2 separate regions of the Homo sapiens genome follow, and region 1 is linked to region 2. Evidence: read pairs that join two places in POLR2A ChIA-PET (ENCODE). Cell type or tissue: GM12878. All regions are shown on one strand. Each heading gives the region's core, and the rest is flanking DNA. Links, peaks and the distances in the headings are about the cores only.

The links. Peaks named below come from ENCODE experiments on the same cell type or tissue, not always from the same donor. Only the 100,000 strongest peaks of a DNase experiment are listed, where the experiment ranks them.
Region 1: POLR2A ChIA-PET joins it to region 2 with 6 read pairs; 2 of 35 experiments call an interaction of 5 or more read pairs at or near these places.

Annotation. Positions count from the first base shown.
Region 1 is chr2:54,096,452-54,101,990 of GRCh38, forward strand. It overlaps a transcript of ACYP2 not described here. Among named protein-coding and RNA genes, the nearest start is that of ACYP2, 16 kb to the right of the region's middle. In GM12878, for the core only: no CTCF peak of the experiment used is centred there; no DNase peak of the experiment used is centred there; H3K27ac peaks cover 674 bases.
Region 2 is chr2:54,583,690-54,589,228 of GRCh38, forward strand. All of the region lies in intron 2 of SPTBN1 (spectrin beta, non-erythrocytic 1), which reads left to right. LOC124906008 (a long non-coding RNA gene) reads right to left here. Exons shown (of 3, transcript XR_007086322.1): 1 at 781-5,539. Among named protein-coding and RNA genes, the nearest start is that of SPTBN1-AS1, 28 kb to the left of the region's middle. In GM12878, for the core only: no CTCF peak of the experiment used is centred there; no DNase peak of the experiment used is centred there; H3K27ac peaks cover 696 bases.

The DNA of each region.
Region 1 (5,539 bases), core at 193-5,192, 490 kb before region 2:
CTCTCGGCACTTTGGGAGGCCAAGGCAGGCGGCTGGGAGGTGGAGGTTGTAGCGAGCCAAGATCACGCCACTGCACTCCAGCCTGGGCACCACTGAGCACTGAGTGAACCAGACTCCATCTGCAATCCCGGCACCTCGGGAGGCCGAGGCTGGCGGATCCCTCGCGGTTAGGAGCTGGAGACCAGCCCGGCCAACACAGCGAAACCCCGTCTCCACCAAAAAAATACGAAAACCAGTCAGGTGTGGCGGCGCGCGCCTGCAATCACAGGCACTCGGCAGGCTGAGGCAGGAGAATCAGGCAGGGAGGTTGCAGTGAGCTGAGATGGCAGCAGTACAGTCCAGCCTTGGCTCGGCATCAGAGGGAGACCGTGGAAAGAGAGGGAGAGGGAGACCGTGGGGAGAGGGAGAGGGGGAGGGGGAGCTAATCTGTTTTTTAAAAATAGAGACGGGGTCTTGCTATGTTGGCCAGGTTGGTCTTGAACTCTTGACCTCAAGCAATCCTCTTGCCTCAGCCTCTCAAAGTGCTAGCCTTACAGGCATGAGCCCCCACATCCAGCCTGAAATATTTTATTTTAAAGGAATCTTTTTCAATTATTTTTAGCAAAGTAATCCATGAACATAATTAAAAAGCAATAATTCAAAAGGGTTTATAATATCTTTCACCTCCTCCGAGTCTCTGTTCCAAGGTTACCTTTTTCAATGAGCTCTTCCCTGCACTTGCTATTTAAAACTACAGCTCTGGCCCCACTCCTGGTCCTTCTTAACCCACTTATTTCCTCACAGCACTTACCCACTTCTACATATTATAACTTACTATGTCTATGGTTTGTTGTCTCTTTCCCCTGATGGGAATGTGAGCTCCATGAGGACAGGGACTTTGATCTGTTCTCTTCATTTCCCTAAAGTGTCTACACAGTGTCTCATGCATTGCAGGACTCAGTAAGTATTCATTGAATAAATGAAAACTATGAAAAGCTTGCCAGCACCACTGTTCCCCAAATCCTATCCCATTCCTCAGAGGCACCTGGTTACAAAAAATGACAATAACAACACAACAACAGTGTATTATTTTGGATTTTTTAAATCTAATTTTTGTTCTCACACTGTTATAATATTTTGGAAATTTTCAAGCATACATGAAAGGAGGGAAAGGTATGGTGAACCCTAGGAATCTATTACACAGCTTCCACAATTTGCAACATTTGGCCAGCCTTGTTTCTCTGTCCCTCTTTATTCTCGGGGGAGGAAGGGGTGGTTTTGGAGCATTTTAAAGCAAATCTGAGACGTCATGTTATTTTAGCTAGAAATGCTTCCCTGTATCTATAACTGCAAAAGATATTTTTAACTCTAACCACCATGCTATTATTATACCTAATGAATTAACAATTTCTTTTATTTTCTTCTTTCTTTCTTTCTCTTTCTCTCTCTCTCTCTCCCCTCCCTCCCTCCTTCCTTCCTTTCTTTCTTCTTTCTTCCTCCCCCTCCTTCCCTTGTTTCTTTCTCTCCTTCCTTCCTTTTTTTTTTTTTTTGAGGTGGAGTCTCCCTCTGTCACCCAGGCTGGAGTGCAGTGGTGTGATCTTAGCTCACTGCAATCTCCACTTCCCAGGTTCAAGCAATTCTCCTGCCTCAGCCTCCCCAGTAGCTGGTATTATAGGCACGTGCTATCATGACTGGCTAATTTTTTAAAAATTATTTTTAGTAGAGTCAGGGTTTTGCCATGTTGGCCAGGCTGGTCTTGAGCTCCTGACCTTAGGAGATCCACCTGCCTCAGCCTCCCAAAGTGCTGAGATTATAGGCATGAGCCACTGCACCTGGCCACAATTTCTTAACATCATCTTATATCCAGTTCATTATTAAATTTTTCTGATTGTCTCAAAGTTCTAACAAAGGATCCCCCAATGAAGGGCCCACGTTGAATTTGATTGTTTCATTGTCTCCTGAATGTCCTTTTTTCTATAACTCATTTCCTCTCCCTGCCATTGATTCATTAGAGAAACGAGGGCAGTTGTCCCATGGAATGTCCTATATTCTGGATTTGACTGATTGCTTTCTCATAGTGTCCTTTAACTTGTTCTCCCGAGGCAACTTCTTTGAACAGTTTCTGCTTTTAGTTCTTTTTGTGATTAGCTTGATATCTCCAAATATGTTGTTACTTGATTTAGATACCAAGATGGATGCAAATTTAGCTTGCTTGTCCTGCCTCCCTTCTCCCAACATAATTTGGTCACTAACCTCTGCTACTGTGCTGGTCCTCTCTGATTTCAGACAATGTCCCTTTTTTTTTTTTTTTTTCTAAAGACAGGGTCTCACTCTGTCACCAGGCTGGAGTGCAGTGATGTGATCATAGCTCACTGCAGCCTCAATCTCCCAGGCTCAAGTGATTCTTCTGCCTCAGCCTTCTGAGTAGCTGGAACTACAGGCATGCACCAATACACTAGGTTAATTTTTAAAATTTTTGTAGAGATGAGGTCTTGCTATGTTGCCCAGGCTTGGTCTCAAACTCCTGAGCTCAACAGATCTTCCTGTCTCAGCCTCCCAAAGCACTGGGATTACAGGTATGAGCCACTGTGCCCAGCTGATTGCAGACAATATCTTAGAACCTCTATTTGGTGTTCCATCAACCAAGAGTTGAGGATGTTTGTGCTTGGATGGTTCCCTTCACCTGCTGTTCCTTTTTTCTTTTTAACTGTTTCTTGTTTATTTTTTAATTGGCAAATAAAAATTGTATACATTTATGGTGTACAAATATGTTTTGAAATATGTATATGTTGCAGAATGGCCAAATCAAGCTAATTAACGTATGCATTACCTCAAATACTTACTTTTGTGTGGTGAGAACACTTCGAATCTACTCTCTTAGCAATTTTCCAAGTATACAACATGTTGTTATTAACTATAGTCACCATGCTATACCGTAGATCTTTTGAACTCATTTCTTCTGTCTAGCTAAAATTTCTTGTCCTTTGACCAGCGTCTCCCCAGTCTCCACTCCCACCCCCAGACCCTGGTCCCCACCATTCTACTCTCTGCTTCTATGAGATCAGTGTTTTTAGATTCCACATATGGGTGAGATCATGCGATATTTGTCTTTCTGTGCCTGGCTTATTTTGTGCAACACGATGTCCTCAGATTCATCCATGTTGTCACGAATCACAGGATTTCCTTCTTTGTTAACACTGTTCCATTATGTTTATAAAGCAATTTTTTTTTTATCCATTCATCCACTGATGGACACTCAGGTCCATATCTTTTATTTATTTTTTTTAGCTCCATATCTTGACTACTGTGAAAATGTTGCAGTGAACTTGGGAATGCAGATATCTCTTCAACATACTGATTTTATATCCTTAGGATACGTATCCAGGAATTGCTGGATAATGTGGCAGTTCTATTTTTAATTGCTTGAGAAACCTACATACAGTTTTCCATAATGGTTATACTAATGTACACTCCCACCAACAATGCGCAATGTTCCCTTTTCTCCACACCCTCGCCAACACTATCGTTTATCTTTTTCATCACAGCCATTCTAACAGGTGTGAGGCGGTATCTCCTTGTGGTTTTAATTTGCATTTCCCTGTTCTTCTCTTTTACTTCTGTTAAATGCAAATTTAAGTCTTCCAGGTGTATCACATACTCTTTTCTGTAATCACAATTTAGTCTTCTGTAGTTTGTGAATTTATTCCAAAATTGTAAAAAATAATAAATGAACATTTACATGTTTTGACTTTCCAGATTTAGTTCACTGTATAGCCAAAAACTACTCTTTTCTTTCCACTTTGTAGGGTCAGTGTTAGAACTCCTATGCCAGTCAAAGAATGTTTCTAGTTTTATGTTAAAATATATACTTCCTTTTTTTTTTTTTTTTTGAGACAAAGTCTTGCTCTGTTGCCTAGGCTGAAGTGGAGTGGCATGATCACGGCTCACTGAAGCCTCAACCTCTGCGGCCCAAGTGATCCTCTAATCTCAGCCTTGCAAGTAGCTGGGACCACAGCTGTGCCCCACCACACCTGGCTAATTAAAAAAAGATTTTTTTTTTTAGAGATATGGTCTCCCTCTGTTGCCCAGGCTGGCCTTGAACTCCTGGGCTGGAGAGATCATCCTGCCTCACTTTCCCAAAGTTCTGGGATTATAGGGACGAGTCACCACACCCACCCGAGATCCTCCTTTTTTAATACTCTACCAATTGTACAAAATCATGCCACATTTTAACTCGTTTCCTATTTGGTCCATGTCAGGAATAGTATTTAAGATATTTAAAACTGTAGTTTGAATTGACCATTCATGCCTCAGCCGATTCACAGGGAACTATTTTCTATTTTTTGAATAATGGTAGAGGAAAGTACCTGGTATTTTCAAAAAACTAAAACTACTCTTCTATGAATGGGAAATGAGGCTGGAACAGTCAACTCAAGCACTTAATAAAATGTCTTGAATATCATGCCAAGAAATGTGGACTTTGTAGGTGCTAGGAGACTCTTGAAGGTTTTTAAGCAATTCAAGGTACTTGGGCTAAGCCTTCTTGGAAATAATCCACCAAAGAGGGTGGCCTGCCAGGGCAAGGGAATGCCAGCAGTTAGCAGCTGAGGGTACCACTAGTTGCCCCCATAGTGCTCACCACAACAGGGAGCTGTGGTCGGAGGACCCCACGGAGCCTCAAAGAATCCATCAATAGCCCTGTGAGAGAGCTGCATTTGAACCCCTGCAGCTCAGTCCTGGCCTGTAGGGAAGAACCCTTGATCAACATTATCATCCTCCAAGACTGCATGTGAATCATCATTTATTTAATTTTATTTAAGTTGATGGATATTTGAGTACTTCCAATTCTTTTTTTTTACTGTAATAAACAACTTCATGACAGTTGTTTTGTTTATATCTTTGCATTCTTGCCTATTTTCTTCCCCTTGGGAGAGATTTATAACTTAAGAACTGCCAGGGGCCGGGCGCGGTGGCTCACGCCTGTAATCCCAGCACTTTGGGAGGCTGAGGTGAGCAGATCACGAGGTCAGGAGTTTGAGAGCAGCCTGACCAACATGGTGAAACCCCGTCTCTACTAAAAATACCAAAATTAGCTGGGTATGGTGGAGCGCGCCTGTAATCCAATTCCAGCTACTCAGGAGGCTGAGGCTGTAGAATCGCTTGAACCTGGGAGGCAGAGTTTGCAGTGAGCCAAGATTGCGCCATTGCAATCCAGCTTGGGTTACAGAGGGAGACTGTCTCAAAAAAAAAAAAAAAAAAACTGCCAGGTGAAGTGTGTGTAATCTATCTTTCCTTCCTTCTTTCTTTCTTTCCTCCCTTTCTCCTTTTTAAAATTAGTGTGTTTTATGTCTTAGAGCAGTTTTAGCTTAACGGAAAAATGAAGCAGAAAGTACAGAGGGCTCTCATATACATCCCCCTCCGACATATTTTCACTTCTTATTAACATTTTGGATTAGTGTGATACATTTGTAGTTACAATAGATTAATGGATATTGACACTTTATTAACTAAAGTCCACAGTTTACATTAGGGTTCACTCTTTGTATTACAGCTCTGTGGG
Region 2 (5,539 bases), core at 286-5,285:
TTAGTATGCCCCAGAAGAAAGACATGAAAATTCAGGGTGGCATTTTATTTTAGCATATTCATTGAAGGCAGCAGTACACATAGGACCTTTTGTGATGCCCCAGAAGAGTATGTTTTCCTCCAGTGAGTGCTCTTTTTATTCCTACTCATCAGTCCCAGACCCATCGGGTGAACCTCAATTCTCTTATCAAATAAAAAATCATTTCATATTTTCCCCTTTAATGGGAACGCTCTTTAAATTTTTCAAAATTAATATGTGCTCCTAAAAAAACAAAAACAGAAAACCAGCAGTGTATTCATAGAAATACAGAAGTGGAAATGCCTCCTGTCTGCTTCTACTCCCTTGAGAGAAGACGGTTAATAGTTTGGAAGATATCCTTCGATATCTTTTTATGCAGTTACTTACATTTAAACATATACATTCGTAGGATCATACTGAATATTATACACTGTTCTATAAGGGACTCTTGCATTCAGTAATATTATATGGCCACTTTCCGAAGCCTGTATGCTGTAGGTTTTCCTTACTCTTTTTAATGCATACATATTATTTTATAAGGATGTCCCGTATTTTAATTATTCAACCTATTAATGTATATTTAGTTTCTAGTCTTTTCTGTTTTGCTGTTGCTATTCTTTTTGACAATTATTTTTTAAATCTGTAGTGCACATTCTGTACATCTTCGTTTTCTTGCACAAATATTTCTAGAAAACAAATATCTATAGATGTGATTAGTAGATGGAGGAAATACATACTATAAATTTTGATATCACTACTTACCTTCTCACCAACCACATGTGAGTGTCCTAGTTTCTCCACACCTTCAGTAGGTGAAAGGATTTGTCTTTCAAATGTTGTATAGAATAGGGTTATAGTTTATTTTCCCCTACTTCCACCTAGTCCTGAAAGTGGATCCTCTGCTATCTGCCACCCCAGCAGAACATCTATAAGTTTCCAGCCCTTCCCACCCAGATCCAAGATTATTATCTTTATGGAGGCTGTTGAGAAGCAGCCAAGGTCATTATTAAACAATAAAATGCCCCTGAAGAACAAATCAGCAAGAGCAAGAAGCTTCCTAGGCTATGTCAAGGTAGCTGAACAATAAGACTACACCTAAGACAATATTGGCTTACTGTCTCCCTCCTTACACCCAAACTGACAAAACTACAAACAGCCAGGTCCCCACACCTGTTGGAAGCACCTGACTTTTTGGAGTGGGAGATAAAGGCTTGCGTGTAGGGACAAGGGAGAGGTGGGGTGGGAGGCTTGCAAGTGGATGCATTCATGGATGTTATAAAGATCTGTATTCCGTTTTATGGGAAGAGATTTACATTTAAGTTTAGCAACACTGCAAGAGGTTTACATTTCCAAAATTAATAGAACAACAGAAAAATCAGATCTCCCCATTTATGCCCTCTTGTTCAAAACTTTCCTTTTTCATTTGAAGAAAATTAAATTTAGACAGATGACCAGTTTTAAGCTTAGAAGATTCAATATGACCAAGACCATACATTGTCTTGTATAAAAGTGTGTTTAAAGCTTTGGTTAGTGTTCCTATAATGCAAAATAGGTTTTGATTTAAAGTAACAACACAGAATACTCTTGTGTTCTATGAACTGTCAACTGCCCTGCCCTCTTCTGATGAGTGTGAGGGATCTTATGGTGCTACCCTGCCTGTTGGCTAGTCATCTTGGGGTTGAATCTGAGGTCATTTTTTCCTCCAGTTTTTCTGTCCTCCTCTATTAAAACAAGGCAATGTACATTGGGTACTTACAGGATTTGTCCACCAAAACTCTGTAGTATTTGGCTTTGAAAGAAATCTTGTATAACCATTTTATGTGTGAGGTTGAGGAAAGCCACAAAGGAAATTAGCAGAAGTGTTTTTCAGTGTTTGACCCTATGTGTAATAACTTTCTCTTTTACATGTTAAGATATCTTTAAAATAATTGAATGGTAGCTGAGTATCAATTGTCTAATGCTGTGAGCTCTCATGGAGTCAGAAATTACTCCTTACATTTTTAAAGAGAGAACTCTTAATGCTTTTAGATGTCCTTCCCAGTGTCCTTATATTAGTTACTCGATAAATGGTTGCTGTGGACTAATCCAAGATGAAAAAATGACAGGCGACCTTTATGGCTGAATGTTGGGTATTAGTGTTCTGCCTGGAATAATTTTTCAGGCAGTGGAATAGTTGGCTGAGTTGAAAATATAACCGTGGATTGGGTCAGCCTATCATTCAATAAATTACTTCCTGAATGAAGAATACTCTGTGAGAAGTGAAATTTTGAGTTACACATTGGGATATGATATCACTTAGAAAATAGTGCTAAACTTTAAAATTCTTTAGTTTCAGAATTTTCTAAATCAGGGAGGGGCTTGTCAGTATAAAATTATACATTTTGTTTTTTGATCTTGTCACAGTTGTTCGTGACTTCTGAAATCCAAGTGTGGTTTGGAGACGACTTTACCCCACTCCTCCCCAAACACACATTGGTAGTCCGTGGCTTACTTGCGTAGACAACTGTGATTGTGGAGTTTGGCACTCGAATTGAGACAGTCGTATTTAATTTATCAATCTGTCGTTTCAACCCTGAACTTTTCTACAATGGGTTATGGTCACTGGCCAAAAAGGGTTTAGGTGACTCATGTGTAATGTTCTTCAGAACAGAAGCCAATTTTTAAATCCTTTTGTATTTATGTTCATTTATTTTTAAATATAATTCCTCTTCTCATTAAGTGGAATCTTGTCATAATTCTATAGTTTCAAGTGATAACTTGGCATTGCTGTGGCTTTCTTTATTCCAAAATGCTAATCCTTTGCAGATAAATTTATACATTCTGTATAGTCTGATTTGGAGGACTTCTGTATCTTAGCTTATCTTAGATGGGAGCTTCCATAATTCATTCAGGGATTAGTCAGTGCTATACTGTGCATGCATAGTAGACAGCTCTGTGTGGTGGCTTTAAGTCTTTTGACTCCCCCTCTTTCTGGTCTTTGTGTCTTTCTGGTTTAAAAGAAAAAATATCCCTCAGACCTTAGCTTTTTGGATTCAATGAATTACTGTTAACTTTGACATCCTCATTAAATAGGAGAGCTGTCGGAAACTGTCAAGAACGGCTGGAATTGGTACTGTTATCTTGTTGGCGACGTCAGCTTCTGTGGGCATCTGTGCAAAAACATTGAGGTAGAGCAGAATCCTCTTCTATCTTGAATGTCTGAAAATAATGTGACTGGTGTGTTTGAAAGAGTTCTATTTTTCCCTCTTTGCCCTTAATTATTTTGGCCTTAAGGATTCCGGAAACCTGGAGTAGATTGAAAACCATAATAAGCAAGGGCCGGGGAGCATGTTATTTGATTTTTTAATAAACTACCTCTGACTAGCTTACACGCCCCGTAGAACATTAAGGCTACTTTTTGTGTATATTGCATGAAATAAGAAACATCACAAATTTGAATTCTCTCTCAATACCTCTGCTTTATCCAAGGCTCCTACAACAAAAGCCTACCTTTAGCCCTTGAAAATGAAGTAGAGGATTTTATCTTTACTGGTGAATTTGTGTGCCACATGGTAGACTAGTATAGAATGTAATATTTACTGCTTCTTTAATGTTCCTTAGGAAGAATATCACACAGACATCTCCCTTCTCCATATGTTGCAATTATACTACTTTCATGAAGTCTTGAGTGTGCCTGTTACGGTTGGTGCGCTTTAAAACATTCTTTTCTACTTAGTCTGTATTCGTGTTAACGTTCTGCCATTCTGTGTTAAGTTCTGCCGTTCTGTGTTGTTTAGTAATTAAGTGTATGGTATCTATTTAGTTCTAAGTTTTTCCTAACTTTTAAGGGCATTGCAAGTTACCCTCAGCCCACCTTGGATTGAAGTCCCCTTCCATGGAGGACTGGAGGAGAAGAGGTGATGGTGTATGAAGTGTCCATCAAAATAAGAGCTGAAGAGCCTTCAGCTTGTGGGGAGGGCTGGAAAGTTGGAAGATCAGGCCTCAAGCTGTTCCACCCTTCTCATCCTTTGAAGGTGAGGGTGCAGCCTTGAGGTCTAGCCTGTGGTGATTACCATAGTTTGTCCCTCCTGCCAAATGGGGTGGCACACTCCATCCCGTAAGTGAAGGTAACCAGATAAATACCCACTCCGCTGGGGAGTGGAAGGGGCCCCGAGTTCACCCTGTGACTGACCTGACATGTGGATATCACTTACCAGAAAATGCTTGTGGCTACTGAGCATTAACCTGGCAACATATTCAATAGCAAAATTTAAAATAGTACCCAGTGTGGTGCCTTGCTCATAGCAAGCACTTAGTACCTATTTGCTAAGCTGATTTTAATTTGAAGTGGAGTCTAACAAATGGGATGTGGGATCAACAGTATTATTATATTGAAATGTTTTAAACCAGGACATGCCAAACTTTTTCTATAAAGGACCAGATAATAACTGTTAGGCTTTGTGGGCCACATGGAGTCTCTATGGGGTATCATCAGCCTCCTCCCCTTCCTCTTCCTCCTCCTTTTAACCACCCTCTTAAAATGTAAAACCTGTGTGTCTCCCAGGCTACATAAAAAGAGGCTACTGGCTGAAGTTTGCTGACTCCTATTTTATATTAATCTTTTAACTCAGTCTGAAGGAACTGACCAGACATGGATGGTTATGAGTTTTTTCTTCTTGTTTTGGGGAGGTGATGTCTTGTTTTCCTCAGGCAGTGTGGGATGGTGGTTGGAACTAAATAGATACCATCCCACACTCCCTGTGTGGGATGGAGTGCCTCAGGTGCTTTGGGATTCTGTAGGGTTCAGATAAATGTGGGCTCTAATTCTGGGTGTTTATTTGCTAGCAGCATGCCCTCGGGGGGATCCCAAAACCAGTCTGTGCCTCAGCCACCTCAGTTAGTTAGAAATCACAGGCTGTAATGAAGGAGGGAAAGTGAGTGAAGATCCTAATGCAGCATCACTAGTGCACACCTGGGCTTACTTCAGCCTTTGCCCTAACTGATCAGTCACCCTGACTGCAGTTCCCATCCTGTAGAGATGGAGAGTAGCAGGTTAATGGGCTCAGGATATGACTTCCTGTATGTGAAAGCAGTTTGGAAGCATGCTACCCATTTTTAGTCAAACACAGTGAACAGTTACTGAGAATTTTATCACAAGGTCCTAATTCTGTTTTTTTACATTTGCTTTTTCCACCTGGTTTTGGCACCTTACACTATTGGTTTTTTTTGTTTTGTTTTTTAAAAAATATTTTTAACTTTTGTGGATACATAGTAGATGTATATATTTATGGGGTATGTGATGTTTTAATATAGGTATGTGATGCTTAATAATCACATCGTGGAGAATGGGATATCCATCCCCTCAAGCATTTATCTTTTGTGTTACAAACAATCCAATTATACTCTTAGTTATCTTTAAATGTACAATTAACTTATTATTGATTAATTCACACTGGTTCCCACCTTAGCTCTCATCTTAGAAGAGGTAGTTGTGTTGCTTTGCCTCTTATTTTCGGAGAAAGCCCCCATCATAACCTCAGCT